2 separate regions of the Homo sapiens genome follow, and region 2 is linked to region 1. Evidence: read pairs that join two places in POLR2A ChIA-PET (ENCODE). Cell type or tissue: PC-9. All regions are shown on one strand. Each heading gives the region's core, and the rest is flanking DNA. Links, peaks and the distances in the headings are about the cores only. Region 1 overlaps PTGIS (prostaglandin I2 synthase). Region 2 overlaps B4GALT5 (beta-1,4-galactosyltransferase 5).

Evidence for each region. ChIA-PET counts read pairs that join two places held together with the same protein. Peaks named below come from ENCODE experiments on the same cell type or tissue, not always from the same donor. Only the 100,000 strongest peaks of a DNase experiment are listed, where the experiment ranks them.
Region 2: POLR2A ChIA-PET joins it to region 1 with 7 read pairs; 3 of 35 experiments call an interaction of 5 or more read pairs at or near these places.

What each region holds. Positions count from the first base shown.
Region 1 is chr20:49,547,911-49,564,625 of GRCh38, reverse strand. It overlaps PTGIS (prostaglandin I2 synthase), which reads left to right. Exons shown (of 10, transcript NM_000961.4): 2 at 14,437-14,560; 3 at 16,607-16,715. Among named protein-coding and RNA genes, the nearest start is that of PTGIS, 12 kb to the left of the region's middle. In PC-9, for the core only: no CTCF peak of the experiment used is centred there; no DNase peak of the experiment used is centred there; H3K4me3 peaks cover 875 bases; H3K27ac peaks cover 4,311 bases.
Region 2 is chr20:49,626,974-49,643,136 of GRCh38, reverse strand. It overlaps B4GALT5 (beta-1,4-galactosyltransferase 5), which reads left to right. Exons shown (of 9, transcript NM_004776.4): 5 at 553-669; 6 at 2,472-2,659; 7 at 3,337-3,459; 8 at 5,695-5,796; 9 at 6,678-10,192. The coding sequence ends at 6,825. LOC124904926 (a long non-coding RNA gene) reads left to right here and starts at 10,941. Exons shown (of 2, transcript XR_007067638.1): 1 at 10,941-11,201; 2 at 11,821-13,353. RefSeq lists enhancers at 6,133-6,633, 11,194-11,876, 11,927-12,246, 12,477-12,526, 15,845-15,914. In PC-9, for the core only: no CTCF peak of the experiment used is centred there; no DNase peak of the experiment used is centred there; H3K27ac peaks cover 723 bases.

The DNA of each region.
Region 1 (16,715 bases), core at 4,131-12,130:
AATACGGTAAGAAGCCCCATGTACCTATACCTTGATTTGACAGTCATTAACATTATTTAAAAAATATTAGACATAGGCTGGGCACGGTGGCTCACACCTATAATTCCAGCACTTTGGGAGGCTGAGGCGGGCCGATCAAGAGGTCAGGAGATCGAGACCATCCTGGCTAACACGATGAAACCCCGTCTCTACTAAAAATACAGAAAATTAGCCAGGCGTGGTGGCAGGCACCTGTAGTCCCAGCTACTCAGGAGGCTGAGGCAGGAGAATGGCGTGAACCCAGGAGGCGGAGCTTGCAGTGAGCGGAGCTTGCGCCATTGCACTCCAGCCTGGGCAACAGAGCGAGACTCCATCTCAAAAAAAAAAAATTAGATGTCATGATATTCCACCCTTGAATATTTCAGAATGCATATAAAACTGACAACTACAATTCTATTTTCTTGCCTGAGAATATAAAAAGATAATTCTTAATGTCATGTAGTTCCCAGTTCAAATTCAAATTTCTGCAATTACAGCAAGAATTTTCGAGCCCCATTCGGTGAACATGAGGGTGGTGAGCTGAGAGTTAGGAGTATGGCTTGTGGGCCCCTTGAAACTAATTGATTTGCCTTGTGAGTATCAGAAGCATTCTTCCTGCTTCCCAGGCCTCAGTTTATCTGTACTTCGAGGTGGCTCATGGAGGTGGTCTCTCAAGCCCCAGCCATATCACCAGGCTACTGCATCTCTTCCTTTGGGCTTGTGTGACCACCACAGGGAGCACTGAGAGAGATCTCTTGGTTGGGAGGCTCCTTTTCTGGGGGTCCGGAAGGCATAGTGGCATCAAGCGAGGGTCACTGTGGCCCAGTGGCTGGTCTGGGCCCTTGCAGGATGCAGAATTTGTAGGCACAAATAAATCTGTCTCATTCTAACATGCACTGACCAGAGGTCACCCAACAGTGGTCCGTGACTGGATTCAGCCCTGGATGGGCTGGGTTTGTGCTGTGTGGGACATGGGGAGAAAATTGGGGGATTCCATACACAAAAATCTAGATTTCCAACTTCTTCTGAAAAATGGGAAGATCTAGCAATACTTTCCTGGGACTCAGTGGTAGCACCCTCTCTAAATCTTGCCACAGTCCCCACTACTCCCTATTGCCTCTCCAGCATGCAGCTATTCTAGTTACCACTGTACTTCCTCTGCTGTTTTTTCCTGTGTTGAGAAATAATTCTGTGAATTTGTGTCTATTTCAAAAACCAGAAAACAAAAACTAGGGCAAGGCCACGTGCTTTTTATGCACAGTGGTAGCAGTGCGGGGCAGGTATGGAAGAGCATCTGGGAAACCCTGTTAATGGCAGACTGAAAACCCTGGAGGCCTGTGGGTGAGCCCTGGGGGAAGAATGGGTTAAGCAGGTTAAACAGAATTTTGGGTTGCTCCAGCTCACCTGTGCAACTAAGCCCCCTTTTGTTCCCCATTAAATCCTCCCAGAGCTTAAGGCCCTGCATTGAGTTGAAATGATTGAACAGAGAGGTTGGGCAGTCTACCCAACATTGCACAGCTGAACCATGCCAGCCTCTGCTCTGGACAATCTAGAAGATGGACTCTGTGTCAAGTGCTTAACCTGCATTGGCTTTCTTAACCCTCTCAGCAACTCTGGGAGGCAGGTGCTGCCCATTGAGCACCGACTGCATACATGATTCATTCAGACCAGCCACTGTTCTGAGTGCTGGAGTGAACAACACGCCCTCCCTTCATGGCTCTTCCATCTAGTGAAGATGCGATACGTCAGGGGGCATGGAGGCGGGTGACATCCCATCCTTGACTCCTTTCCCTGGTTCACAAAGGGTCAAGTGGGAGAGAGATCCAGGGCAGGCGACAGGGGTCAGTGAGTGAGGAATAGGCCGTTTTTAGAGGAACCCATGTGATGGGGCTCCAGTCGGAAATCAGAAAAGATGCCTTGGGATCTGACCCAGGGTGGGCAGGAAACCGGCTGTGTGGGCAGGAGCCGGGGATGGAAAGGTCAGGGCCCACCGCCCTGCCCGCCAGGGCCTGGCAGTACCTAAAAAAAAGTGAGAGTGTCCGTGGGTGGGGCTAGAGCCCACAGTCCCCAAAACAGAGCCTCCTTCGCCCCCGCTGGCTGCAGGCTGAGTCACCCTGGAATGTGACCACGGCCTGAGTTGGATTGAGGGCCCAAGGCTGGAGGAGCCAACATCAGGGGTCAGGCGCCTGGGCTCCGGGCTTCCTGCCTTTGTCTGCGCCTCCTTGGGACTTTTCTGGGGAAAGAGGAAAGCTGCCAGGAATAACACCTGGCTCGCTGGGGAGCTCCGGCCACAGCCAGGAGAAAGGCAGGGGAAGAAAGCCTGCTCCCGCCTGCAAAGATGTTTTAGGAGAAAATTTCAGGGCCTGCATTTGAGTAGGTCTCTGGAATATCTCTGCAAAATGGAGGTGAAAATGCCCACTTAGGGTGACTGGGGGCCAGGGTAGTGTCAAGAGGGTGGGCACTGCAGCCAGACCTGTCTGGATTAGAAACCCAAGTCCTCTATGTTGGACCCTCTGGCATGTGACTTAGCCCTCTGCACCTCAGTTTCCTCCTCTGTAAAATGGGCCTGGCAGTAATAATTGCTTCCTCATAAGGTTAGGGGGAGGATTCATTGAGTCACTGGGATAAAGTCCTCAGTGTGGTGTCTCCCACACCATCAGCGTTCATTAAATGTTAGCCATTATTTCCAAACAAGGAAACGTTTGGAAAATGCCAAGTATAGCTCCTGATGTGTAGTTGGCACTAGGTAAATGGTGCCCAGGAATCTTACTGCTCCTGCTTCTCAGCTGCTTCCCAGCTACTAGGTGCCAGGTGCTCTGTAACTCCCCTCATCCTTGGCACAGCCCAATGCAGTCAGTAGCATTATTGCTTCCATTTTACAGATGAGGAAATAGAGGCATGGAGAAGCTAAGTCACACAGCCAGCAAGAAGCGTGGCTGGGATTTGAAGCCAGGAAGTATGGTGCTAAAGTTTGGGCTCATCGTGACCATGCCCTCCTGCCTCTTATGCAAAAATCACTGCTTCTGGGTCCAGTCTGCCAGGCTCTGACCTGGGCTGGAAGGGGGCTGCCATGAACCAGTTATTCCAAGGCTACTTGGGCAGCACGACACGTGGAGACTTCAGGAGAAGTGGCCTTAGCCCAGGGGCTCACAAAAAGATGAGGCACAAGGCAAGGCCCTGCACCTCCTTAGACTCACAGAGCTCAAATTTGCAAGTCTCCTCTTTGACTAGAGAAGCCGGGATGGGCTGGGGAGAGGAGGGAATGGTTGGGAGAGGCACTTCCTAGGCCCTCAAATTTCATCTTTGCTTCTGCTCCCATCCTTCCCAGCCTTGGCCCTCAAATCTGGCCATTTGCTCCTGCCCACGAGCTGTCCCACCCTTTGGGTTATACTGGGGGCAGCCAGGTAGAGGGAAAAAGGGAGCAGGAGACAGGGGCAGAGGGAGGTAGAGAGGGAGGGGGAAAGGAGGAAGAGAAGTGGCTGCTTCCCTGAACTGCTGGGTGTGGAACAAAAGGCCCTGTGCTGAAAGTGGGAGACTCAGATGTTAGGTCTGGCTCCCCGGGGACCATGGCCATTGCTTCCACCACATTGCTCTCCTGGGGGGGTCACGGTAGTTCCCTGACACATCTCCTTCCTTCCTCTTGTCTTTCTCTGGTATGACCCTTTAAAGGTGTGGTCACATCACTTACTGGCTCCTGCTGCAAACCCTCCAGTGGATCCCTGCCACGCGTGGCATAGGAGCCGGACTCCCACCTTGGCCTTGGCCCTCGTGGTCCACAAAGTCATCTCCAGCATCATCGCCTACGTCTCGTCCCCACATTCTCCACTCCAGCCACGCTGGCTCCTGCTGTCTCGAAAACCTCACCGAGCATGCTCCCACCCCAGTACCTTTGCACTTGCTGTTGCCTCTGCCTGTAACACTCTTCTCCCTGCCCCTCCCAGAGCACTCCCTTCACATCCTTCTGGTCTTTGCTCACGTGGCATCTCCTGAGGAGGCCCTCCTTGACCACCTTTTGTAAACCAGCCCCCCTCACTGTCTCACACCACCCTGTTTTCTTTTTTCTTTAATGGAATATAATTCATATCCCATTTAGTTCACCCTTTTGGGCTGGGCATAGTGGCTCATGCCTGTAATCCCAGCACTATGGGAGGCTGAGACAGGGAGTGCTTGAGCCCAAGAGTTAAGATCAACCTAGGCAACACATCAAGACCCTGTCTCTATAAAAAAATAGAAAAACAAAGTCAGGTGTGATGGCATGTGCCTATATATAGTGCCAGCTACTCGGGAGGCTGAGGCTGGAGGATTGCGTGAGTCCAAACGTTTGAGGTTATAGTCAACTATGATCATGCCACGGCCCTCCAGCTCCCCTTTTAAAGTGTATAATTCGGCCGGGCATGGTGGCTCACGCCTGTAATCCCAGCACTTTGGGAGGCTGAGGCAGATGGATCACAAGGTCAGGAGTTCAAGACCAGCCTGGCCAAGATGGTGAAACCCATCTCTACTAAAAATACAAAAAATTGGCCGGGCGTGGTGGCGGGTGCCTGTAATCCCAGCTACTCGGCAGGCTGAGGCAGAGAATTGCTTGAACCCGGGAGGTGCAGGTTGCAGTGAGCCAAGATCGCGCCATTGCACTCCAGCCTTGGCGACAGACCAAGATTCCGTCTCAAAAAAAAAAAAAAAAGTGTATAATTCAATAGTTTCTAGTATATCCACCGGGTTGTGCAATCATCACCATCATCTAATTCCAGAATATTTTCATCACCCCTAAAAGAAACCATGTACCCATTAGCAGTCACTCCCCATTTCCCCCTCCTCCAGCCCTGGGCAACCACTAATGTACTTTCTATCTCTATTGATTTCCCAATTCTGGACAGTTCATATAAATGAATTAATACAATATGTGGCCTTTTGTGTCTGGCTTCTTTCACTGGGCTTAATGTTTTTAAGGTTCACCCACATCGTAGCATGAATCAGTACTTCATTCCTTTTTGTGGCTGAGTAACGTTTCGTGGCATTGATACACCACATTCTGTTTATCCGTTCGTCACTCAACGAACACTTGAGTTGTTTTCACTTTTCAGCTATTACGAATAATGCTGCTGTCACCCGAAAGCGGTCCTGATCCAGACCCCAAGAGAGGGTTCTTGGATCTCAGGCAAGAAATAATTTAGAGTGAGTTCACAGAGTAACGTGAAAGCAAGTTTATTAAGAAGGTAAAGGAACGAAAGAGTGGCCACACCATAGACAGACCAGGGCGTTTCCGAAGGCAAGAGGAGGAATGTGTCTGCCTTAGTTACAATTCTTCTTGTTTATATAGAAGATAAAAATCATGGGAGAGGTGTGCTCTTCTACCACAAGGGCTGGGGACAAAAGATTGTTACCTAACAATCTTCCATAAGAATCTATATTATTATCTTTAAAGCAAAACTTATTCTTAAACTAAGAAGGCTTTTGTTCATAAAATATCGGGACAGCAGGATGTTTCCTGGGTCTGTTAAGTCCTGGATCTGTTAAGTCTTGGGTCTGTTGGGTAAGCATGATTTAACGTGTTCCCTTGATCGTAAACATCCTGCGCTTAAGAATGCCTAGCTTCCTGGCCCAGCATGGTGGTTCACGCCTCTAATCCCAGCACTTGGTGAAGCGGAGGCAGGTGGATCACCTGAGATCAGGAGTTCGAGACCAGCCTGACCAACATGATGAAATCCTGTCTCTACTAAAAATACAAAACTAGCCGGGCATGGTTGTTCATTCCTGTAATCCCAGCTACTTGGGAGGCTGAGGCAGGAGAATCACTTGAACCTGGGAGGCGGAGGTTGCAGTGAGCTGAGATCGCGCCATTGCACTCCAGCCTGGGCAATAAGAGCAAAACTCCATCTCAAAAAAAAAAAAAAAAATTGTCTAACTTCTTCTTGGGATTGCAGCCCAGCAAGTCTCAGCCTCATTTTACCCAGCTCCTATTCAACATGGAGTCACTCTGGTTTGAACACCTCTGACACTGCTTACGAATAATAGTGTATACATTTGTATAAGATCCAACGTTTTCAATTCTTTAGGGTACATTGCTGGGTCTTGTAGTAAGTCTATGCTTGACGTTTTGAGGAACTGCCAGACTGCATTCCAAAGCAGCTGCACGATTTTACATTCCCACCAGCAATGTATGAGGGTTCTCACTTCTCCACATCCTTGCTAACACTTATTTTCTTCCCTTTTTTGGTGGTGGGAACAGGGTCTCGTTCTCTTGCTTAGGTTGTAGTCCAGTGGCACAGTCACAGCTCATTATAGCTTCCACCTCCCAGGCTCAAGTGATCCCCCAAACTCAGCCTCCTGAGTAGCTGGGACTACAGGTGCACACCACCACACCTGGCTAATTTTTGTATTTTTTGTAGAGACAGGGTCTCACCATGTTGCCCAGGCTGGTCTTGAACTCCTAGGATCAAGAGATCCTCCCACTTTGGCCTCCCAGAGTGTTGGGATTATAGGCATGAGACACCATGCCCAGCCTTATTTTCCTTTTTTAAAATTTTTGTTTTTATTATGGCCATCCTGGTGGGTGAAGTGGTACCTGTAAACCAAAAAGTGTCTGAGACAGGTCTCAATCAATTTAGATGTTTCTTTTTCCAAGGTTAAGGACATGCCCAGTAGAGAGGTCTGTGCCTTTCTCCAAAGACGACTTTGAGGGTTTCAATACTTAAAGCGGGGGAAAGGTGGGCTGTAAGAGAAAGAGGGAAGGTATGGTAATCCCCATGTCACAAGAGAAAAGGAACGGGTAGGGCGATAGTCAATGATGTATTTCTCTCATGCACAGTAAATCAGCACTTTACATAAAATAAGGTGAACATAGAGTAGCTGCCTATGGAGATACTGAAACTTTTATCTGTAGCTATCTGCTTAGGAATAGTAGGAAAGGCAGCTTCTTGCATGACTCAGCTTTCAGTTTAATTTTTTCCTCATGGCAGAGTGAATTGGTGTCCTGAGTTTTTATTTTCCTTTCTCCCCGGTTTTCTTTTCTCCCTGGTTTTCTTTTCTTTTCTTCTTTTTTTTTTTCTTTTCTTTCTTCCTGCACGTTTTTTGCTCTGCAGCCTCAACCTTCCAGACTCAAGCGATCTTCCTGTCTCAGCCTCCCTAGTAGCTGGGACTACAGACATGTGCTACCATGCTGGGCTAATTTTTTTAATTTTTAGTAGAGACGGGGTCTCACTCTGTTTCCCAGGCTGGTCTTGAACTCCTAGGCTCAAGTGATCCTCCTGTCTCAGCCTCCCAAAGTGCTGGGATTACAGGCATGAACCACCATGTATGCCTGCCCCCCTTTTCTATTTAAGATCTTTTGGAGAAAGCATTTTAGAAGAAAATGAATCTCCGGTCTCAGGTTTTGTCTGATCTCTCATGTCTAGGATGGTTTATTTCTAGACGAATAGGTCCCACATTGTTAGGAAAGCTCAGTTTTAGTAGGTTGTGAAGTCTCACATCACACAAAGAAAATAAGAGAGAAAGAAAACAGGAAAAAAGGAGGAAGTAAGCAGATAAACAAAAAAGAAAGAACGAACCTGGAAAACTGATAGAGGCCATATTACTCTCAAGTCCGTATATCAGTAGGCAGGTATGAAAATGATTTCTGCATATAAAGAGATTGCTTTTATTTTCTTCCAAAGTTTAAGTTCAGTTTATAGGGCTTTAAGAAAAGCACAGCTTAACTTTTAGTGATTTCACATCAGGAAAAATGAGGGGAGGAAAAAAAAAAGAAGGGAAAACATTGAAAACATTCTTTTGGAGACTTGGAGCCAGGAGAATTTTTAGAATTCAGTCCAAATTGTGGAAAATAATAAAAATGGAAAAACATTAGACAAGTCTAGACTCTAATAACAGGTGTACTATAGTTAATTTTGAAACATGACTTTTCTCTCTCCAATTCCCCAATTTTATTAAAGACAAAATCATAGTAGGACCAACTTATTTGTAAAATAAGTTTTAGTTATATTATACTTGGCTTGATTATTTTCATAAAATGCAGCAAGACTGATCATTTGCCATATGAGCTCTCTCTTCTTTTTAAAATTGGCTTTGCTGGAAGCTTTTCCATAAGGAATCTGAGTCTAGACCTTTTTAAAAGCCTCACACCCAGCCAAGGATTTAGCTGTGCCTGCAGATACCTGTATGAATTGAGTGAATTCAAAAAGTGACATTCTTTGCTTTCCACAGGTCAGGACCCTGTAAACGACAGGGTATATGAAGCCAGTTTTTCCAAGGTGCTTTTATTAGCTCTATAGTTCAGCCTTATTTTCTCAAAGTAGTCTGAAAATATGTCATTCCAGTTAAAGCCTTGGTAAAATAACCAGTGTCTCCAATTATGCCCTGTTATAAAAGAAAAAAGATACTTAGGCAAATAACTACATTGCCATAAATTAAGAATACTCACAAATAGTTTCCAAGTTTTGGAAAAAATAGGTAAAGAGAAAGAAATTCTGTTTTAAATTTTTCTCATGAGAGTATACTTTACTGAATTGTTAAAAGCTATAAATAGCTTAAAAGAAGAGAAAGTTTTCTTGACTCTGTAAAACAAAACAAAAAGAATCAACAAATGTTTTAAACAAAAACTCATAAAAGATTATTTCAATCTCCTGTTAGTTCAGTTCATGCAATTAACTCCTGTTCTGCTCAAGATGGGATTAGCAGTCCTCATGAATACATCAGTTCTCCATGACAGTCCTGGAAGTTTTTCTCCCTATTCCAATGGCACAATCTCTAAGGTTGTCAGAAGCCCATGTTTAAGAGTACTCCTCAGAGTTCTATAGCTGATTATAAATCACCTATAAAAAGATCAAACTAAAACAACTGTGGATGACAAAAGTCTTAGAACAGCCATAGTTAAAGACACAATTGACAAGGAAATTTGGTTACGTCTGTGGTATTCAATAGTTTTACATAATAATCATAATTACTACTGATGATGTATACTAAGTCATATCAGAATCACAGGAATCTCATACAATTTTGGAACACATACTCATTTATATAAGCAACTCATTTATATAAATATAATCCAAAGAAGATTAAACACCATTTCATATTTGACAATGCTTCCTGTATGATTTTATTTTACCAAATAAGCCGAATATGTCTCTTTTGGACTTCAGAGGACCTAATGCCAAAAAATTAATGAGGTCAAAAGGACTGAATTGACTATTTTATTTTGGAAAGTTTGTCAAATATAGAAAGTTTAAAACACTTGACATCACAAAATAGAATCACAGGTTATTGTAAAATAAGTCATTCATTTAGCCAAAGGTATAACTCAGAGATTTCAGAAAAAAGGCAAAAACCTTTATTCTTTTTTTTTTTCGAGACACTCTCACTTTGTCGCCCAGGTTGGAGTGCAGTGGTGCAATCTTGGCTCACTGCAACCTCCACCTCCCAGGTTCAAGCAATTCTTGTGCCTCAGACTCCCGACTAGCTGGGATTATAGGCACCTGCCACCACACCCAGCCAATTTTTTTGTATTTTTAGTAGAAACGGGGTTTCACCATGTTGGCCAGGCTGGTCTTGAACTCCTGACCTCAAGTGATCCACCCGCTTCAGCTTCCCAAAGTGCTGGGATTACAGGCATGAGCCACCACACCTGGCCTAAAAACCTTTATTCTTTGAGAGAGGAGACTTAATTTTCCAAATAATAAGCTCTAATAAATACAGCATGAGGCCAATTAAATCCTGTTTCTCAAATCTTATAAACAAATCTATTAAATTTTAATCATCTTGACCCTAAGATGTAATTTCCATAAACCATTTTCTAAACTTTTATAATTTTTTAAAGGGTGGGATAATGCTTCAAGAAAACCTTGTTAATCTGACACAGGAGCCCAGATGCTGGTCTTGCATCAGTGTGCCTTTGATGTTAATGTTTAATTAATAGAGAAACTCTGAACTAATTTAATCTCTCAGAATCAGCCCTTACAATCTCATATGCCCACCTCTTCCATGATAGTCCCTGGGCCTAGAGAGGTTGAATAGTTTTCATTTCTGGCTCCATGTCTCACAAATGCAGCTTATTTTGAATGTCATCTCCTCCTAGGTCTGAAGATGATGCTTTAACTGCTGTCAGTGTTTAAGATTTAGCAGGACTCAGTGTCCTTTTTAGACCCAGGAGTCAAAGCCCTGTAACTAAACAGCACCAGGACTTTAAAAACATTACAGAAAGTTACAAGGATGTAATAACCTTCATTAAAAATTTTTTTATATCAGCTTTCCTAGGCAAATCAAAACACAGAACAATTTAGACATATTAAGAAATGCCAGGAGCACAGAATGTTATATTGGATGAAAACATTTCCTTTAGACCTTTATGATAAAGCATTTTTAGCATCAGGCTACAACAGTTAGGACCTGAGGGAAAAAATTTATATGAGCTGACGAAAATGTTGATGGAGAGAATTATTCTCTCAGTCCTTCTCAAAGAGGAGAGAAAGCTGAAAATAGCAAGATGCAATAAAAGTTGAACTTTTGAGTTAAAAAAATTAAAATCTCATGTAATGTTATTAACAGTAAAATAATACCTTAAGAAAATTTTGTTCTAACCAATTCTTTAGTGTATTAGTGCATTTTTAATATCAAAACCCAATCTCTAGAAAGACTATTATAAATAATTTCCTTTTAATTATAGTCAACTTGTTCACATAAAATGTTTTTCATAAATTCTCTTTTTATAAACCTTATTATGACTTACACAAACCATTTACAACATGCTTCCTGTTTTATCCTAAACATCTCTCTTTCGTAAATGATCAATCATTTTATTTTAGGACAAAAAATTTTTACGGGATTCTTTCCATATACAATTATTTTTCTTTTAACCTTTCTTGCCAAAGATACCCCTTTATAATTTTCTTTACATGCTTCTTATTTACTTATTCTTTTTACGTTGTTTAATAAACAACCTTTGAATTAGACAAAACTATTTCCTTTTAATAAGAACACTTTTTTAAGAAAAATGTTTTTCTGTAACTTTTTAAGGAAAAATTGGAAATGACCCAGACATTTAATGGGTATCTATTATTTAATTTAATATCACTTTAGATTCTGAATTATATGACATTTATTTATAAGCATTTATTTCATTACATTTACCTAATTAATTTTTTAAAATAGTTTACCTAGATTACTTATGAAAACTGTGATAGTCACTATTTAAAGTTATTTCCCTGTTAATCATTTTTATAGCTGTGAATTTCAGATGTTTACTTAAGTAAGAACTTTAAAGTTAAATACATGTGTGTTTTTTGTTTTTTGCCAATAACTCAGGATTTAACTGTTTTCATTAAATGAACAATATTAAATGCCTTATTTATCAAAAAGTTACACAATGATAATTCTCTTTTGGGCTGGATTTATAGCTTCATAATCCTCATGCCAAATTTTGTCACCTTATAATATCTAGCAGAGATAAATATATAACCCCTTGACTAATACATATAAAACAATAATGTATATTGACAATTCTGAAACCATTTCTAATTTTATTTTACCAATAATTTTAAAACCAGCTTATTTGTTAAAGATTTACTTAAGTCATGTGAGCTTGAAAAACCATTTGGGCTTAAAGTTTCTATTTTTCTGATAAAGTATTTGATTTTTTTCTTTAAGCCAATTTATTAGACCTCTTATGTATTTTTTTGTAGTGAAACATTATATACAGGACATATAAATACATAGACAGACAGGCAGCAGTAGATCTGATAAGATTCATAAGACCCCTTTTTTTCTCCTGTTATAAAGCTCCTGGCTTTTCTTAATATGTCTAAGTTGTTTTATGTTTTTATTTGCCTAGGAAAGCTGATATAAAACAATTTTAAATAAAAGTTATTACATCCATGTGACTTTCTGTATCGTTTTTAAGTCCTGGTGCTGTTAAGTTATAGTGTTTGACTCCTGGGTCTAAAAAGGACAACTATCTTAGACTTCCAATTTCTTGATAACCTGTTTCATTACCCTAGGCAATTGTCAGCCAAACTTGCATACTAAAGGAACAACTCTTGGGTGAAAATCAGATAGGGAAATGTATATCTCTAAAGAGAGAGAGAGACAGACAGAGAGAGAGAGAGAAAGAAAGAGGGAGAGAGAGACTGGGTGTGTTAGAGGGAGATTAAAAATGGATGCCAAGCCACAAGCCAAACATAAAATTATAGAAATCTTCTGTAGGATTTTATGAGGAGACAAACTTTATTTAGATAGGTAGATTTAAATTTAGTCTCTGTCTTTTAACTGGACCTCTGAGCTCTGGGCAGAGTCCACACTGAATCCTGGGTCTCTAAAAGGAGAGAGATATCATGAGACTAAGCCATGTAATGCTTTTACAGTGCACTTTGTTACAAAAGCATTTCTCTAAGTATTTTAACCACTCCCTCTCTTAAACACACAAGAGTAGTTCCTGTAGTAATAGCTATTTTAGTTAATAAAAAAAAAAGAAATCAGATAACGCAATACAAAAACAATCAGTTTAAGATCTGAGAGGAACTTGTCTTTTTACACTCTTAGGGTTTCATAAGGAAAAACAGAGGTTTCTCCCCAGAAGGAGTCTGGCACCTTCTCTGTTTTCTTTAAGGAATCCCAGGCTGTTAGAAATTATTTTAGGTCCCTTATGCAGCAGAGGGCGGCAAGAGGAAGGAGAGACAGGCAGAAGTAAATGGAGAAAACAGAATTCAGTCGACTGGGAAGAAAAAATCTTTTTCTCAAAAAACAAGAACCTAGGAGAGAAAAAAGAAAGCATAAAGGCATACACACACACACACACACACACACACACACACACACACAAACACATACACATGCATACACACACATACACACGCATACACACACACATAAACACACACACATACATAAACACTGCTGACAAAAAGAGTTAAACTCTGTAAAATATTTGAGGAGATTTATTCTGAGCCAAATATGAGTGACCATGGCCTACAACACAGCCTCAGGAGATCCTGATGACATGTGCCCAACGTGGTCAAGGCACAGCTCGGTTTGTACATTTTAGGGAGACAGGAGATATCAATCAAATACATTGACAATATACATTTGTCCAGTCCAGAAAGACAGGACAACTTGATGTGGGGGGTGCTTCCAGGTTATAGGTGGATTTTAAAACTTTCTGATTGGCAATTGGTTGCAAGAGTTATTGTCAATAGAAATAAATGTCTGGGTTATAATAAGAGGTTGTGAAGACCAAAGTTTTCTCATGCAGATGAAGCCTCCAGGTAGCAGGCTTCAGAGCGAATAGATGTAAAGGTTTCTTATCAGACTTAAGGTCTGTGTTGATATGAATGCTGGAGGGTATAATGAGTCATGTCTGACCCCCACTTCCCACCACGGCCTGAACCAGTCTTTCAGGTTAAATTTTATTTTATTTTTTTTGAGACGGAGTCTTGCTTTGTCGCCCTGGCTGGAGTGCAATGGAGCAATCTCAGCTCACTGCAACCTCCTCCTCCTGGGTTCAAGCGATTCTCCTGCCTCAGCCTCCCGAGTAACTGGGACTACAGGCATGCACCACGACCATGCCTGGCTAATTTTTGTATTTTCAGTAGAGATGACGTTTCATCATGATGGCCGGGCCGGTCTTCAACTCCTGGCCTCAAGTGATCCACCTGCCTTGGCCTCCCAAAGTGCTGGGATTACAGGCATCAGCCACTGTGCCTGGCCTGCACTTTACCATCTACAAAGCAGGAAAAAAAACTTCAAACTTGCCTTCCTTGTTGGAAGTGAGTTGAAACTCCAGAAGGGAGTTACGTGCTCTCCATCGTCATGGAAGCAGGAAAACTTGCCTTCCTTGTTGGAAGCAAGTAATACTCCAGAAAAGGAGTTGTACAACAAAATAAAACTTAGCTCTCAAATTGTAGCTCTCTTAGATCTCAAATTTTCAGAGATTCGGGATTCTCTGCAGCAGGGAGCTCCCAGCCCTACTGGTTTGACCAATGAAGACAGATACCAAGCTGTTACCAAACACCAACAGGAGATTTGTCAAAGGCCAGGGCCACCTACATGGAGTCCCTTCATGGTCGCCAATTTGTAAACTAAAAAGTATCTAAGCTAGGTCTCAATCAATTTAGATGTTTATTTTACCAAGGTTAAGGACAATGCCAGGGAGAAGAAAAACCACAGAATCACAGAAACAGTCTGTGGTCTGTGCCTTTCTTCAAAGATGACTCTGAGGGTTTCAGTATTTAAAGGGGGAAAAGTGGGCTGGAGGGGAAAGAGGGAGGGTGTGGTCATCCACATGTTACAAGAGAAAAGGAGCAGGTGAGGCAATAGTCCCCGAGTGCTCCATTCAGATTACCTCCCCGACTGCTCCATTCAAAATCACACTCTGCAACCTACACTCTTTATGCCCTTCCTTGCCTTATCAAATGGTGACAAGTGCCATGGCTTCTGTAGGCGACCTGGTGAGCCTCCCCTGGACCTGGGCAGCATCCCCTGGTTGGGGTATGCCTTGGACTTTGGAAAAGATGCTGCCAGCTTCCTCACGAGGATGAAGGAGAAGCACGGTGACATCTTTACTGTAAGTGCCTCTTGTGCCTCGGGAGGGATGGGGATGAGCAGCTGGGCCTCATATCTGGTTTCTGTTGATTCCTTCAACATATGTCCCTATGCCAACCCCCCCACCCCACCATCCAACATCCATCTGAGTGGTCGAGCCAACTTTCTATCCAGCTGCCTGTCCAGCTGCACTCTCAATGCTGACCTAACATCATCCCTTCAGTCTCCCTCTTGCTCTTCCCAGCGTGGAGTTATGCAGTCACTCAATATCTATCCAATACTTGTATATCCATGCAGCTGACCTCCATCTATCCATTCCATTTCCATCCGTTCAACATCCATCTTCCCATCCCATTCTTCTGCCTGTCCACCTGGTGTCTACTAAGCGTCCTTCCATCCTTATATCTACTCAGCATTCATTCGTCAACCTCCGTCTATCCACTCACCCATCAGTTTTTCCATAGATTCACCCGACATCTGTCAATTCATTTATCCATCTTCTATCCCTTCATGTGTCTGCCCAGATCTACCCAGAGTTCTTCCACTCATGGATCCAATGTTCATCCAACTTTCATCTGTATACAGTTGGCCCCCTGTATCCATGGGTGGGTTCCATATCTCTGGATTCAACCGGCCACGAATTGAAAATATTTGGGGGAAAATGTGTTGGTACTAAACTTTTTTAGACTTTTTTGTTGTAATTCTTCCCTAAAAATATAGTTTAACAACTATTTATTTAGCATTTACATTGTGTTAGGTATTATAAGTAATCTAGAGATGACTTAAAGTATATGGGAGGATGCATGTAGGTTATTTGCAAATATTATGCCATTTTAAATCAAGGACTTGAGCATCCATAGATTTTGGTATCTGCAGGAGGTCCTGGAACCAATCCTCCATGGATACTGAGGGATAACTGGTCAGTTTCCACCAACTTTCATTTTTCTGTTTATCTACGCATCTTTCTGTTCATCTGCCACTATCCACCCAACACTCAGCTATATTCAGTATTCGATGTCTCCCCACTGGATATACATCTATTTATATCTCATCCATCCATCCTTACAACATCTATTCAAACGACCACCACCCACCCACCTTCCATGTATCCTTCCAACTTCCATCCAATCAACATTCATCCTTCACTTTACCCAGTATCTACCTAGCATTCTCTCATCCATGTACCCAACATTTATTGGTACATTTGGTTTCCAACCAACCTCTAGCTGCCCTTCCATCCATCTTTCCATCCAACATAGATTCATTGATCTATCCTTCCATTTATCCATCTATCTAACATTGTATCCACAAGTATTTACCCAGCAATTTCCTTCCTTCCTTCCTTCCTTCCTCCCTCCCTTCCTTCCTTCCTTCCATTCATTTACCCATTCACCAATCCATCCATCTGCCCATTTACTCTTCTACAATCCACCCACTGGAATTTACCCAACAGCATCCATCCATCCATCCATCTATTCATCCATGTATCCATTCATTCTTCCTTCCATCCATCCATCCATTCTTTCATCCATCCATCCATCCACCCATCCATTCATCCATCTACTTATCCATCCATCCTTCCTTCCATCCATCCATCCATCCATTCTTCCATCCAACCATCCATCCATCTATCCATTCATCCATCCATTCATCCATCCATCCATGATGTGCACAGGATCCATCTGCCGCCTTCTCTCCTGGCTACTGGAGATATGGCAATAACCAAGATAATCATGGCAGGTGCTTAAGAGTGAGGTGGTAGAGAACACAGTCTTTGATTTTAAAAAGCCTCAATATTCCCAAATTCCAGTCCTAGTCCTGCCACTTCTCAGCTATGAGATCTTGGGCACATTTCTTCTCCTTTCTAAGCCTCACTTTTTCAGCTATAAATGGGTGAGTGATGGTCCCTACCTCACAGGGTGGTAGGTGGTAGTGAGGCATAGATAAGAGAACATAGTGTGTTACTGTCCAGTGGGGCAGTGCCTGGCACACAGTAAGGCCCTGACCACTGAGAGCGGCTGCTGTTCACAGTGACACTCCTCACTCTATCCCTGGCAACTTCCCACAGATACTGGTTGGGGGCAGGTATGTCACCGTTCTCCTGGACCCACACTCCTACGACGCGGTGGTGTGGGAGCCTCGCACCAGGCTCGACTTCCATGCCTATGCCATCTTCC
Region 2 (16,163 bases), core at 1-8,000, 83 kb before region 1:
TTTTTTCTGCCTGACCATAGTCAGAAGACATCAGTAGTTTTCGTTAAGCTGTGACCCCAGCTGAAGTCCATTCTTTCAACAAGTATCTATTAAAATGCGTATTCTGTGCCAGCCTCGTTAAGTGCTGCTGATGCAGCAGATCTGGAACACATCAGTATCCAGCCCATCGCTGGGAAATAAAAACAGTTGAATAACCAGCATTTGTACATTGCACATTGTAAGGGGAAATACTGTTTTGTGAAGCTTGTTTTAATTGTAAGTTTATAGATGTATTTTTGTCACAGTGTAGAATGTGTGTTTTCCTATGAGTTATGGCCTAGAATAAATTATAGGCCTACTATGTACTATAAGATATGGTATATGTAAGAATCACATTCATCTAGGTCCAAGGGCCAACTTGCCAACATAGATCTTTGTTTAGAGAAAGCTGAGGACAAGATAGCCAGCCTCCCAGAACTCCCATGGGTTGGTCAGCAATTCATCAGGGGTGTCCTGCTAAGGAGTGAAAGCTGAGAGTCCTAACTGTGCTTCTTTTGCTGTAATCCACTCCAGGTGGCGATCCTTATCCCCTTCCGGAACCGCCACGAGCACCTCCCAGTCCTGTTCAGACACCTGCTTCCCATGCTCCAGCGCCAGCGCTTGCAGTTTGCATTTTATGTGGTTGAACAAGTGAGTAGTCCTTTCTTTTCCTTTCTTTTTTCTCTTCTGAGACAGCAGTTTAGGTTGCTGCAAGCTAATCCACTGTTGGTGTGAAGAGCCAATAAAACTGAAATCTTAGGATCGAGTTGCCTGAGGTTTGAAGGGGGAGCAGAGAGCAATTCTGTGCTCCTGGTTTGAGATGTCTGTTGCCCAGTACTGGGCACACTTGAATCCAGGAGAGAGCTTTGTTGGCTCATGAACAAAGGCCTCTTGTATTATGGTTTTGTTGGTGCCTGCAGGCTCCAGACCCAGGAAGTTCCCCTTAAGATAAAGAGCTGCAGCAAGGTACAGCACAGAGGATGTGGCCTTGGAGTCAAGAGACCTCAGTGCTTGTCATGTCTGCTGTTAATCAACCAAGTGGCCTGGGACATTTGCAAACTTCTCTAAGCCTGAGGGTTTGGTTTTGTTTTAATCTTAAAAATATTGGTAGGGAACCAGATATAGAGGTCACAAACTGAAGAAGACCGCATGGCAAATTCAGTCTGTAAATCTTTTTTTTTTTGGTCCTGCATATATTTTATTTGCCTTTAGATGGAACATGACTGTCCTACTGTGGTTTTCTCTTGCCGGGCCTACTTTATATGTTTACATTACTGACTTGGCTTCTGTAGGCATTTTGAAGTATGTGATCCTTGAACTAGAGGTGCTATATCCATAGATAAACAAAAGGTTGACAGATTTCCCTGAATACACTGATCGTCAGTCTGAGGGTCTTTTGCATGCTCACCTCTCTCTATGGGCACACTTTTGAGTCTCACAGTCTGAGTTGCTGTTAAGTGGTCACCCTGGAGCTTGCCTTATACTGGAGTGAGAAAAAAGCTGAGCACCACTGTTCAGCAAGGCTGGGCATCTGGGAAATGCTAACGGTCTATCTGCCGGTCCTAAGTTGGGTATTTTGATAGTGGCAAGGGGGAGTCAATGTAGCTGTAACACTAATTAGGCTGTTAACTGATTTGAACTGGTTTCTTCATGAGCCACTGAATTCTTTGTCCATAGGCTTGAGTCCCTGGCATGCTCAGTGACTGTTGTCTTAGTTAGATCTTAAAAATAAAACAAGACAAAACTAAAAACCACTCTTTGTACTAGATTTGGTTTATGAACAGTTAGAGATTGGTTGATGTGCTGAAGAGCAAGTGGTAAGGAGTAGAAATGGTAGTGTTGTCTCTTCCCTTTGTGGAGCGGGGTACTCTTCTAAATGCTGGTACACGGTTGCATTTCTGCCTTCAGTAGCCTTGGGAGAGAGAAGCTTGCGTTTGCTATCACTTACATTTTTAAAGAAATTGGGGCCAGAGGTCCAGTGACTTTTTCTTTTTCTTTTTTTTGGAGATGGAGTCTTGCTCTGTCGCCCAAACTGGAGTACAATGGTGCGATCTTGGCTCACTGCAGCCTCCGCCTCCCGGGTTCAAGCTATTCTCCTACCTCAGCCTCCCAAGTAGCTGGGATTACAGGCATGCGCCACTACGCCTAGCTAATGTTTTTGTATTTTCAGTAGGGATGGGGTTTCACCATGTTGGCCAGGCTGGTCTCGAACTCCTGATCCGCCCACCTTGGTTTTCCAAAGTGCTGGGATTACAGGCGTGAGCCACTGTGCCCATGCCAGAGGTCCAGTGACTTCTGAGCCACACTGTGAGTTGATTTGTGGTGTTGGACCTGGTTACACTAGCCCAGTGATCTTTTCCAGTTGGTTCTAATAAACTCGTCTTTAGGCACAGGAAAGACAGCAAAGATTTTCCTTCAAGATTCTTTTAAAGATAAAGTTCTGTTTCTTTTAGGTTGGTACCCAACCCTTTAATCGAGCCATGCTTTTCAACGTTGGCTTTCAAGAGGCAATGAAAGACTTGGATTGGGACTGTTTGATTTTTCATGATGTAGATCACATACCGGAAAGTGATCGCAACTATTATGGATGTGGACAGATGCCGAGGCATTTTGCAACCAAATTGGATAAGTATATGTATCTGTGAGTATCATTTCTTCTTAATTAAAGAGGTTAAATCTGAAAGGATGGTGAGCGATGTGAAAAGGAAATCTAATTAGCTGCAACCTAGATGCCCATCAACTGATGGATGGATAAACAAAATGTGTGTATCCATACAATTGGAGCACTGTTTGGCAGGAGAAAGCAATGAAATACTGATACGTGCCAAAACACGGATGAACTTCGAAAACATTACGTTAAAGAAGCCAGACACAAAGGTTGTGTATCATATGATTCCAGGTGTCTGAAATGTCCAGAATAAGCAAATCTATAGTGACAGAAAGTAGATAAATGGTTATAAGGGGCTAAGGAGGATAGGAGGAGCAGGGGGTGATTGCTAATGGGTGCAAGGCTTTGCGGGGGACAGTGATGAAACATGTTAATATAGATTGTGGTCATGGTTGCACAATTCAGTGAATAAACTAAAACCATTGAATGATATACTCTAAATGGGCCAATTGTGTATGGGTATGTCAATTATATCTCACTAAAGCTATTAAAAATCAGTTTGCAAAAATTAATTTTGCTAATTTGATACATTCATATGGTTCAGGTCAGGAGCACAGAGAGCACTGTTTTTAGTCCTCAAATGAGAACCTTCTAGGGAAAACAGTTACCCTGTAACACACAGATGATTGATGTCCCACATCTCCTCCTAGGCTTCCTTATACCGAGTTCTTTGGCGGAGTGAGTGGCTTAACAGTGGAACAATTTCGGAAAATCAATGGCTTTCCTAATGCTTTCTGGGGTTGGGGTGGAGAAGATGACGACCTCTGGAACAGGTACCTCTGCCGTTCTTTCGGTGTCTTCTAGAAATGCTACCTTAGACTGCAGACCAATACTATCCGATAGGAATATAATGCAAGCCATGTGTGTAATTTAACATGTTCTAGTAGCTACAGTTTAAAAGGTTAAGGAAAAAAATGAAATTGACCAGCTGTGATGGCTCACACCTGTAATCCCAGCACTTTGGAAGGCCGAGGTGGGAGGATCACTTGAGCCCGGGAGTTCGAGGCCACAGAGAGCTGTGCCACTGCACTCTAGCTTGGGTGACAGAGTGAGACCTGTCTTAAAAAATACACACACACACACACACACACCACACACATCCAAGTTTTTAGAAAATATCTTTAATCTTAATTTAAAAATATCTTAATATCTTAAAAAACAAACTGTATATCCCAACAAAGCAGCTATTTTCATTTTTCTCCTTTGACATGCGAAAATCAACAAATTATAATTTAGCAATTTTTTCTTCTAATAAATAATACGTTCATTATAAAATACAAATGAGTATAAAAATAAATTACCCACAACAATAAGTAACATGTTACCATTTCATTGAGTTTATTTTGTGTTTAAAAAGTGGCAAGTGAACAGTAATTTAAAATCTCTGTGTGTCAGTTTTTAAAATCACAAATCTCAGGATTGTGAGGATTAAATGATGTAATGTGTATAGAGCTCTGGCATATCTGATATGTGATAAGCTCTCAATAGGTGTTACTGTTTTTATATCAACATTAAATACTCTGTAAACAGGATCTTAAGTGGCTCCATTTAATTCGGTTATATAGATGTACTGTAATTTATGTAACTATTTCCTGGTGTATATTTAGAATCTTTTCCATTTTCCACTATTTAGAGTGTGATATAGTAGATAATTCTTTTGCCTGTTATTCCTATTTAGGAAAAATTCCTATAAGCGAATGTAGTCATTTTAAGGCTCTTTTTTTTTTTAAGCTCTGTCCTTTAATGGATGCAAATAGGGTTTTTAAGGCATATTATAACTAAGTGCCCCTCCTGCTAAAGGTTCTAACAAAACTTTTCACTTCACCAGTGTTCTCTGTACTAAATGCCCATTTCATTGGAACCACTCCAAACTGAAGGGTGGAATATTAGTGATATGTCTACATAGATTTAGCTGCGCCATCACATAAGGCTTGTACTGTACAAGCTTGGGTGAACAATCCTGTGTGTGAGTGGAATAAAGTAATATTTTTATGGAGTAAGTAAACAGTAACCTCATAAGGAACAAATGCAAAATACTACCTGGTATCTGTTTCCTTTGTAGCTTGGCTTTTGAAAAGTATGTGTTTGTTGTTAATTACAAGGACTATTTTGCTAATAAAAATTCAAATGATAGGCTGAGCACTGTGGCTCACACCTGTAATCCCACCTCTTCACAAGGCCTAGGCTTGAGGATCACTTGAGCCCAGGAGTTCAAGACCAGTCTGGGCAACAGTGAGACCTTGTCTCTACAAAAAATAAAAAAAATTAGCCTGTTGTGGTGGCACACGCCTGTAGTCCCAGCTACTCAGGAGGCTGAGATGGGAGGACTAATTGAGCCTGGGAGATTGAGGCTGCACTGAACCATGATCACCTCACTGTACTCCAGCCTGGGCAACACAGTGGACCCTGTCTCTTAAAAAAAAAAAATTAGATGATACAAGTGTCTAAGTATTAATCCCCATTTTGATTCTATTTTATTCCCTGGAAGTAACCATTTCTTTCCGTACTTTTCTTTTCTTTTTTGAGACAGATTTTCTTTCTGTTACCCAAGCTGGTGCAATTTTGCTCACTGCAACCTTTGCCTCCCGGGTTCAAGTGATTCTCCTGTCTCAGCCTCCTGAGTAGCTGGGATTACAGACCTGCACCACCACGCCTGGCTAATTTTTTTTTTTTTTTTTAAGTAGAGATGGGGTTTCACCATTTTGGCCAGGCTGGTCTCGAACTCCTGACCTCAAATGATCTGCCCACCTCGGCCTCCCAAAGTGCTGGGATTACAGGCACGAGCCACCTAGCCCAGCCTATTTTTTCCGTTCACATAAAAACTTTAATTCAGTTAAAATTGAGTTTTAACTCAGTTTTTAAGAAATGACACAATGAGTCAGTTAAGCGGGTGAGAGCTTTTGCTGTGTGTGATTTCCAGGGTAAGCTTGTAACATGTCTTGTAGGCTTTGGTCACTCCTGGGCTATTACCGTTGTATCTAAAAGCCTGTTCTCTTGGTCTTGGACAGAGTACAGAATGCAGGCTATTCTGTGAGCCGGCCAGAGGGTGACACAGGAAAGTACAAGTCCATTCCTCATCACCATCGAGGAGAAGTCCAGTTTCTTGGAAGGTTGGTGGAATTTATCTCTGTCTCTTAGAAGTATCCCCTATACTTTCATGTCCGGATATCTTAGAGCATATTACAGCCCCTTCTCCTACTCCCCACCCCGAGGCCCTGTTCTGACAGCTGTTTGACAGCTGTTGCATGTATTCTAACTCTGAGGCAGAACAGTGTGGGGATCAGACCGTTGGTGAACATTTTCAATAGTAAGATTCTTCGAAGGAAATCACTTGTCCTATGTCTTCAGCCTTGTGGTCTCCACAGTAGCCTTTGGGGAATTTGGGAAGAAACAGCTTGGATGAAGGTCCCTGAGGTGACAGAGCAGTGGCGCCCTTTCCGCAGGCTCCCGTTCCGAATGGTGTCCTGAGCTTCTGTCTGGGTGGCTGCAGTTGCTGTGTTACCTTTTCTTTCTTTGTGTGTGTGTGTGTGTGTGTGTGTGTGTCTTTTCTAAATTGTGGGGAAGACTGTGCTCTAGACAACCAATTCTAATTGCTGAAATTCTGTTTTCATGGGAGTAAAATGGCACTGAATACAGAGTATGAACTTTCTCATCTGTTGTATTTTTAATGCTTTACCTCCCACTTCCCCACTCTCTGACCTTGGGCAAGTTACCTCACATTATTAAGCCTTGGCTTCCTCATTTGCTAGCAGGGGCTGGCGTGAGCATTAAATGAAATAATTAAGTGAAGCACCTGGCATGAAACACAGGAGGTGTTTCTGACCACAGCACTCAGCCTGGCATAGCAGAATTGGCCGTGCGCCCACCTTGTGCTGCAGAAGTGCTGCCATGGGTTGCGTCCTCTGCTGTGGGACGCCCTGCTCCATCCTCTGGCTGCAGAGGCATGGATCCTCACTCAGAGCCACCTCTTCTCTGTTCCCTCCCTAAACAGGTATGCTCTGCTGAGGAAGTCAAAAGAACGGCAAGGGCTGGATGGCCTCAACAACCTGAACTACTTTGCAAACATCACATACGACGCCTTGTATAAAAACATAACTGTCAACCTGACACCCGAGCTGGCTCAGGTGAACGAGTACTGAGAGGAGAGAATGTACGTTTGCTTTACCCACCGCCACCAAGAAAGCAGTCCGATGAGATTTTTTTTTGGAGGGGGGAGGGTCTACACAGCAAGAGAACAGAAATACTGTGTCTCATGAAGGATCACAGAGTTCAGGGGGAAAATGTGACAGCACACGCACAAACGCCTTCACTGGATCAGCCGCTGGAACTGAGGGAGTGAGCTTGGGGACTTCCTTCGTCAGCACTGGCTTTCTGTTTTCACAAGACAGACGTCTGTCCCGCTGCTCTCTCCCCATCTCCTACCCCACATCCTGTCTTAGCCGCAGTCTCCAGAACCCATGATGAACTGTGATCTGCCGTGGTCCTGCCGTGGTCCTGCCGTGGAGCCTGTCCCTACACATGACCTTGGAGCCTCTTGGCCTTCAGAGCAGAGGCAAACCCACCACAGGGCAGCTGCGTTTTAGGAAGAGCAAATGAAACTCCACACCATTCTTCTAGATCTCTGGTGTTCTCTTTGGTTTCATTTTTTTAAAAAATTACCTTCTTTGGGTGGGGATTGAGGGTGGAGGGGAGGGTGTTTGGGAAAGATAAATAGACATAAATATATAACAATCACTTCTTGAAGAAGTATAATTGTAAATAAGCCATGTAAAATGCCTTTTTAAAATTTAATTTTCTAGCTGGCTCCAATTCAAATTGAGGATTTATGTATTAGGCCACTTACTTGGTTGGCAAGTGCAGGAACTCAGTTAAAATGCAGTTGAAGAATGTCATCTCCCGAATTGCTGTCACTTTGGCGAGGGAGTGGATATAGGGCATGTCACAAAAGAACAAAATAACCCGACCTTTATTGCTGGGAGCTGGCTTCTGTCCCTTTCTTCCCCCCCCCACGAGTCTTGCCCTTGACTTCTGCTCTGGATTCACTCTTCCCTGTCGGCCGCGCATGTGCTCATCCCACTCTCCGCTAAGCGGGAGGCTGCTGTTAGAGCAGGCTGCTTCCTGCCTAAAGCAGGCCCTTCGGGGCTCGCTGCACACACATCTCTGGCTCTCCAGGCTTCGTGTTCTGTCTTTTCATCAGCATGGCGGGGCGGGGGGCGGGGGGCGGGGGTGTGTATGGGAATCCCTCCCCCTCTTACTTTTTCTCTTGTGGAACTTGGCCACAGTTTCTGAACAATGTGCCTACATTACCAGCTGGCTTCAGTGATTCCTCTGTGTCCCTTTTTGGTTTCTGGAAAGATTCTTTGTCAACATTAGTAACTGATACATAGAACCAAGGAGCACTCAAATAGGGAGCCAGGAGCCAGGGAGCTGGTGACACTTGTGTGCTGTGGGGCAGCTGGGATCCAGGTAAGACCGGATTGAAGCTTTGAAATTAGACTAACAAAGCTCCAGACAGCAAGAGCCCAGGTGCACTGCTCACACCCCCACCTGCATTTTGAAGTCATATTATTTTTTGTTTTGTTTTTTAAGACGGTCTGGCTCTGTCGCCTAAGCTGGAGTGTGGTGGCACGATCACAGCTCACTGCAGCCTCCATCTCCTAGGCTCAAGCCATTTTCCCACCTCAGCCTCCCGAGTAGCTGGGACTACAGGTGCACACCACCACACCTGGCTAATTTTTTGTATTTTTAGTAGAGACAGGGGTTTCTTCCATGTTGCCCAGGCTGGTCTCGAACTCCTGGACTCAAGCAATCCGCCCACCTTGACTTCCCAAAGTGCTGGGATTATGGGCGGGTGTGAGCCATTGCGCCCAGCCTTGAAGTCATGTTCTAAATTGTATTTGAATTTGTGCCTCTTTGTTTTTCCCCAAACCAAAGCCCTCAAATTGTAGTCTCTGTCGGCTTCTGCAGAATTCTGGAAAATGCCAGTTTTCCTCCCCCGCCCTTGTTTTCCATAAAACATATTTATATATTGTGATGAGGAGTACTTTCTGAAGAGTACTTCGTATTTTTTTTTAATTGCCTTGTTTGCCTTCAACTTCCTTGATTTTCATAGTTTACATGGGTGTGTGTAGGGGTGTGTGTGTGTATGTGTGTGGGTTAGGGCTTTTTTCGTTGCATGTGATGGTTCTGTGGACATATGATCCCCACAAACTGTGGGAGTGATTGGCCAGGCCTTGTTTTGTTTGTTTGTTTGTTTGTGTTTTTGTTCTTTTGAAGAATAGAGTGGTATTTAGAAAATAAATTGCATTGCAAAGCTCTTATCGGCTCATATGAGAGAGCAGGTTCCTGCCCTTGAAAATGCCGGTAAGCTATAGCATATGTTTTTTAAGACTTAAGCATTTCATGCTTTAAAATACCTTCACAAGTGAACATTACACACAGAAGTTCATTTGGTTTTCCTTTGTTTTATGGTGCATATAGCAATAAAGACCCCCCTCCACCCTGCAACCCCCATCCCCCACCGGGCCTTTGTCCCTGCCTTGGCTTTTCTCCCCTTCTCATTCTCCTCTCCCCTTTCCTCACTGAAGGCTGTGAGTTGCTTTCAATGTGACAACACTATGATGTCATTTGGAAGGATTTGCCAGGACAGACTGATTCTGAGTCCTGGGTGCCGTATGTGTATGCGGCAGTGTTGTCAGGCGATCTTGTTTGAAGCTCTATGTTGCCATAATTACCATCAAGTACACACTGTTGGCAAAAGGCTAACACCTGACTTTAGAAAATGCTGATTTGAGAACAAAAGGAAAGGTCTTTTTTCACTGCTTAAAGTGGGGTCACTTTGATACCTTTGCGGTCATGTCTGTGTCTGATGAGTGTAGAATCTCTGGATGTGCACTGTCAGTCATGTGTCCACCAGGCCTCGAATATCATATGGGAAATGTCATAGTTAAAAACGTACAGCCAGGCCCGTGTGCTGTTAATAGTGTGAAATTGTCATGTTAAAAAAAAAAACAGGAACCAAATGTGACCTTGTGCATATATTGGTAGCTGAAAATCTTCAAGGCTACTGATGGGTGGCCCCTTAATCTTGTCTTTGATTGCTGTGTGCAGGGAAAGGTGTCCCCGTTTGTTCATGCTGTTTTGGGGGGTGGGGGGGTATTTGCAAGAATACTCATTTTGACATAATAGGTCCTCTTGTCAGAGATCCTCTACCACAGACATTAATAGCTGAGCAGGAGCCACATGGATTGATTGTATCCACTCACCATTGACGATGGCATTGAGCGTAGCTAGCTTATTTCCATCACTACGTGTTTTTGAGCTTGCTCTTACGTTTTAAGAGGTGCCAGGGGTACATTTTTGCACTGAAATCTAAAGATGTTTTAAAAAACACTTTTCACAAAAATAGTCCTTTGTCATTACATTATTTACTCATGTGTTTGTACATTTTTGTATGTTAATTTATGAATGATTTTTTCAGTAAAAAATACATATTCAAGAACCAAACCTTGGTGGTCATTTCTCTTTGTGTAGGACAGTTTGGGTCCTTGGGGGTCTTTCCTTTTTCCTTTCCTTTCCTACAGGAGTTCAACTTAAGGCAGCTCAGCTGAGCTCTGGGTCTTGCTGGGGTAAATACTGCCTGACCCGTGCTGCAGGTGAACGGGCTGAGTAAAAAGCTACGCAGTGTAACAGAAGCAGTCCTCCACTGTGCTGCCCAGGCATGCCCACGCTTGGGTTTTCTTTCAAGAATCACCCAGGTGGTACCAAGAAAGTTGCATAAGACACTTGAGTGAGGGGACTTGGGGGTGAAGGGGGTGGTGAGGGTTGATGGAGTTTGATTCCAGAAGGTTCTCTGGGATCAGTGTAGGGTTTATATGCCAGATTCTGCTCAGAGATTGTCATCATGGCTTCTATGTGTTGAATGTTTGCCACTCACAGTATTAATAGTGTCAGATGCCGGGGACATAATAATAGAGAAAATAAGACAGGATCAGTGGACTCATTAAACTTACGGTCCACTGGGGGGTATGATTAAAATTGTATCCTCAATACCTGGTCCAAAAGGGGAAGCTGCAGGTGACGAGTGCATGGTAGGGTGGGCATTCCAGTTGGGAATGTAGGGAAGGTGGAAGCAAGTGAGCTAGGGGGAGACAAGGAGCGTGTGGCACACAGCTGCAGGGCAGGGAGGAAGCCAGCGTGGCTGGAGTAGAGGGGGCAGGGGGGCGCACAGGGGGAGGAGTTTGCATTTCATCCTTAGAGCAGTGGATTCAAGAGTTTTCAGCAGGCAGGGCTGCGTGATGCGATTCGGATTCCATAGCAACTTTGAGAGATGGCTCTGGTTGCAGGGAGAACGAGCGATGGTACAGAAGCAGAAGAGAAGCAGGGGCGAGTGAGATGGGTGCAGGGACGACGGAGGAGGGGAGACTGGGAGATACTGAGGTCGTGCTCCCAGGACCTGCCAGGGGTGATGGGGATGGAGGACTCCACCTAAGCTGCTGGCTTCCCACTTGCACAGGTAACAGGGCCATTCCCTGAGATGGGGGCACTAGAGTCAGACCAGATTGGCGGGATAGATACGAGATCAGTTGTGACTGCTGAGTTCAGGGAGTTTTGAGACAACCTGGCAGAGACAGCAGGGTGGGGGCTACAGGCAGACTGGGGAGTCTTTGGGTGGAGGAGGTTAGTAAGGACCCAGCAGCGGGTGAGATTGCTGGGGGATTGAGAACAGGAAGCATGGAGTAAGAGAAGGCAGCAGCCTTGGCCCAGCCTCTGAGAACCTGGTTGAGAAAAGGAGGATGAGTGAGCAGGAGGAGGGGTGGGAGGACAAGCAGGCCAAGAGGGAGAGTGGTCAGCCGTGCTGAAGGCAGCAGAGAAGCGATACAAGAGGAAGAGGGAGAAGCAGTGAGTTGGCAGTGGCCAGGTGTTGGAAATGTGGCAGGAGCCGTTTTGCTGACCTGATGGGGTGGAAGGAGGAGATAGCAGCAGAGTGGGTGTCTCTTGGATTTCCTGGGAAGGGGTGGAAAGAGGAGGTCAGGGCCACAGGAAGCGCGGGAAGCTGGGGGTGGGAGGTGAGGTGGGGTTGGGTTTTGGTTTTCCCACAAGAGAAGCTTGAGTGTGTTTCTTCTGAACCACAGGGAATGTCTGAGAGAGCACAGCTGAATACGTACAAGAGACCAGGTGATCTGGTGGGAATGTCCCTGAACTACTGGCAGGAGATGAGATTCAAACCAGAAAAACCAAACAGAAGGAACGAGGAGCTCTGTATAGGCCATCCCATTGGCAGACACACACCCCGTGAAGACTGTTGTTGCTGTGGAGGTCAGAGATCCCTTCCAGCCAGCTGCTGGAATTGGGATTCAGCAGAACTGATTCCTGGCACTACCACGTCCTCCATACTCTCAACATTTTTTTTTTTTAGTTTTCAGGGAAGTCCAGTAATAAAAATAGTTCCTATTTATTGAGTACTTGCTATGTGCCAGGGCCTATGCTAAGTGCATTGCACACCGTGAGTCCTCAACCCTTGAGAGGCGGGCACTGCCCCTTGTTCTGGAGCACGGCTTCTCCACATTGCTCTTGACAAATGGGGGAGCTGTCCTGCTCATTGTCGGGTGTTCAGCAGCACCCCTGGCCTCCTCCCTCTAGGTACAAACCCAAATGGAACAGCTACTCTAGACAAACTGAAGCCACAGCTTGCCTGAGGTCACAAAGCTAGCAGCTGAGCCGGCTGGGGACATTTTTGCCCCAGGGAAGACGCTCTTAACCCCTAGGCTGCTTCTGCTGACCCAACTCTTTTGCATATGTGCTCTAAATAGCTTTTGTTCACAGAGTTGAAAAGTCTATTCTAAAAGTAACGTGAATATGTGCTTGCTGGAAAATAAGTGTTAAACCACTCCTTTAATATTAGCAGTTTGACTGATGTCTACATTTTTTAGTTTTTTTGAGACGGAGTCTCTGTCACCCAGGCTGGAGTACAGTGGCACGATTGTAGCTCACCACAGCCTCAACCTCCTGGGCTCAAGTGATCCTCCCGCCTCAGCCTCCTAAGTAGCTGGGACTACAAGCCCACACCACCACGCTCAGCTAATTTTTATAATTTTTGTATTTCTTGTAGAGATGGGGTTTCACCATGTTGTCCAGATTGGTCTCGAACTCCTGGGCTCCAGCCGTCCTTTTGCCTTGGCCTCCCAAAGTGCTGGGATTCCAGGTGTGAGCCACCATGTCCAGCCATTGGCTGATGTCCAGATCTATACCTGTATACCTATATGCATGCTTAGGAAAACAAAGGCATAGTTTAAAAACCATAAGTTGTCCTGTAATTACTTTTGTTTTGTTTTGTTTTTTCTTAATGTTTCTGGAGACCTCTTTTCCGTGAATGAAGAGCTCCCTCAAATAAAGCCCAGATGTTACCTCCTTGGAGAAGATTTGATGAGCACCCAGTCTGAAATGCCACCTCCCTGTCCCTGTCCCCCCTTACCCTGTTTTATTGATTCACAATATTCTCACTCTGAATCGTACTATATTTTTATTGTTCTTTGTTCATTGGCTGTCAACCCCACTAAAATATAATCCCCATGAAGGCAGAGACTGTTTTGTTTTCTGCTCTATCCCCAGAGCTAAGAACTGGTCTTAGCACATAGTAGTTGCTCAATAAATATTTGTTGCATGAATGACTGAACCTATCTTATTATTTGAATTGTGACACATGGTAATCTCTTGTGTGGATGTATGTAATTTAGCCATTCCCCTCCTAATGGACATGGAGGTAGTTTCCAGTTTTCCACTATCACATTATATGCACCACAGTGAACACAGATGCACATCAATCCATGTGCACATATATGTGTAGGCCAACTTGAGAGAGTCAAGAAATGAAATTGTTGGAGCAAGGGATACACACCCACACCCACACACACACACACACACATATATATGCACACATGCACACACAAATACATACATATATTTATTTGTTTATGATATAAGGTCTCACTCCGTCACCCCAGGCTGGAGTGCAGTGGTGCGATCATGGGTCACTGCAGCCTCAACCTCCCGGGCTCAAGCTATCTTCCCAACTCAGCTTCCTGAGTAGCTGAGACCACAGGCACACACACCACACCTGGCTAATTAGTGTATTTTTTGTAGAGACAGGGTCTTACTATGTTACCCACACTGGTCTCAAATTCCTGGGATCAAGTGATCCACCCGCCTTGTCCTCCCAAAGTGTTGGGATTACAGGCGTCAGCCATCACGCCCCACCTGCACATTTTAAATGTTGAAGGAGCCTACCAAGTTGTCCTACAAAAAGGCAGTATGAATTAATCCTTCTACCATCAGTGAATGATCATGCTATTTATATCTTTAACCCCTGGAATTAAAGGGGATTTTGTGTATGATATGGTCAGGAGGGGCGGTCTATAATTTATTTTTTCCAAATGGATTGCTAATTGTCTCAACAGTATTTATTGAACAATCAATAATTTCCCCATGTCTTACACATTAAATTCTGTAGCAAGATTCTTCCATTTCATTGAGCTATTTGTCTTATTATGCCTTACAGTTTTAATTATGATAGCCCTGTAGTATGTTTTTATAAGACAAGTTTATCTCTACTTTCTATATCCTACCCCAAATTTTGTAAACATTTATAGAAGTGTAATATACATACAGAAAAGTCCATAAATCCAAAGCAAACAGCTCTTTTGTCAGGGTGAACATACTTACACAACCCCATTCTCATCAAAATTTTCAGCCAGGCATAGGCAGGAGGGTCACTTGAGGCCAGGAGTTCAAGACCAGCCTGGGCAACATAGTGAAACCCTGTCTCTACAAAAATTTAAGAAAAAATTAGCCAGGTGCAGTGGTGTGTGCCTGTAGTCCCAGCTACCGACGAGGCTGAGGCTGGAGGATCACTTGAGCCCAGGAGAGTGAGGCTACAGTGAGCCATGATTGCACCATTGCACTCCAGCCTGGGTGACACAGAATGAGACTCTGACTCAAAAAAATTGTTTTTCTTGGCTATGTTTATGTATTTTCTCAATCCGGTGAGATTTATTTTGTCAAGTTATATTTAAAAATCTATTTAAGGGCCAGGCATGGTGGCTCATGCCTGTAATCCCAGTACTTTGGAGGCCAAGGCAGGAGGATCACTTGAAGCCAGGAGTTTGAGACCAGCCTGGGCAACAAAGAGACCCTGTCTCTATATTTTAAAAAATTGCTTTTTAAAATCTAGGATCATGACTGACATTGCACTAAATTAATGATCTGGGAAGACAGCATCTTTAGCATCTTTACAGTATTAAGCTTTACCTCTAGACTTACCAAATTCTTTTGCTGAGGTCAGGCGCTGTGGCTCACGCCTGTAATCCCAGCACTTTGGGCGGATCACCTGAGGTCAGGAGTTTGAGACCAGCCTGGCCAACATGGAGAAACCCCGTCTCTACTAAAAATACACAAAAAAATAGCCAGGCATGGCGGCAGGCGCCTGCAATCCCAGCTACTTGGGAGGCTGAGGCAGGAGAATCACTTGAACCCGGGAGGTGGAGGTTGCAGTGAGCTGAGATAGTGCCATTGCACTCCAGCCTGGGCAACGAGAGCGAGACTCTGTCTAAAAAAAAAAAAATGCTAGTTTCCTCCTAACCTGGTACCCTCGATGCCACAGTACCTTGCAGGTGGGCTGTTCTTAATAAATACAGTCACTGAGTAACAATTCAGATTTACCATCACATGCAAACTAGCTGTAAGGGCAAACGGTTAAGGAGGATTTATGCCGCTTGTGAAATGCAACCTGCTAGATGCTGGCAGAAAACTTTCCAGGCAGGCTACATGCCATGAGACTCCTTGAGGAAGCACAGCCCTGAGTACTTTTCTCACTGCTCCAAGACACACCTTTTCTCTGCCACCACGCCCGCCCCACACAGCACCCTGCTACGACTAGATGTGGGACTGACAAATGCCACTGTTTGACTTATTTCTAGGACAATGGTGGGTGGCAGTCATGTAGGAGAGAGGTCTCTGCTGTGTAGGGAGGCTCGGAGGTAAGGAATAGGTGGGAGTAGGGTATACATCTTCCACTGTGAATTCTAGGAAGAGCAGGGCCCAGGAGAGATGATCTGCTGGTTGCACTTCTACAGCCAACAACTCCATGGCCTGGGGAAGTCACTTCACTTCCCTGCAACTTCATTTCCTTGCAGTCAGATGGAGAGACAGCACTTTGGGAGGCTGAAGCAGGTGGATCATTTGAGGTCAGGAGTTCGAGACCAGCCTGACCAACATGGGGAAACCCCTTCTCTACTAAAAATACAAACATTAGCTGTACGTGGTGGCACATGCCTGTAATCTCAGCTCACTCAGGAGGCTGAGGCAGGAGAATCGCTTGAACCCTTGAGGCAGAGGTTGCAGTGAGCCGAGATCGCACCACTGCACTCCAGCCTGGGTGACAGAGCAAGACCCTGTCTCAAAAAAAAAAAAAAAAAAAAAA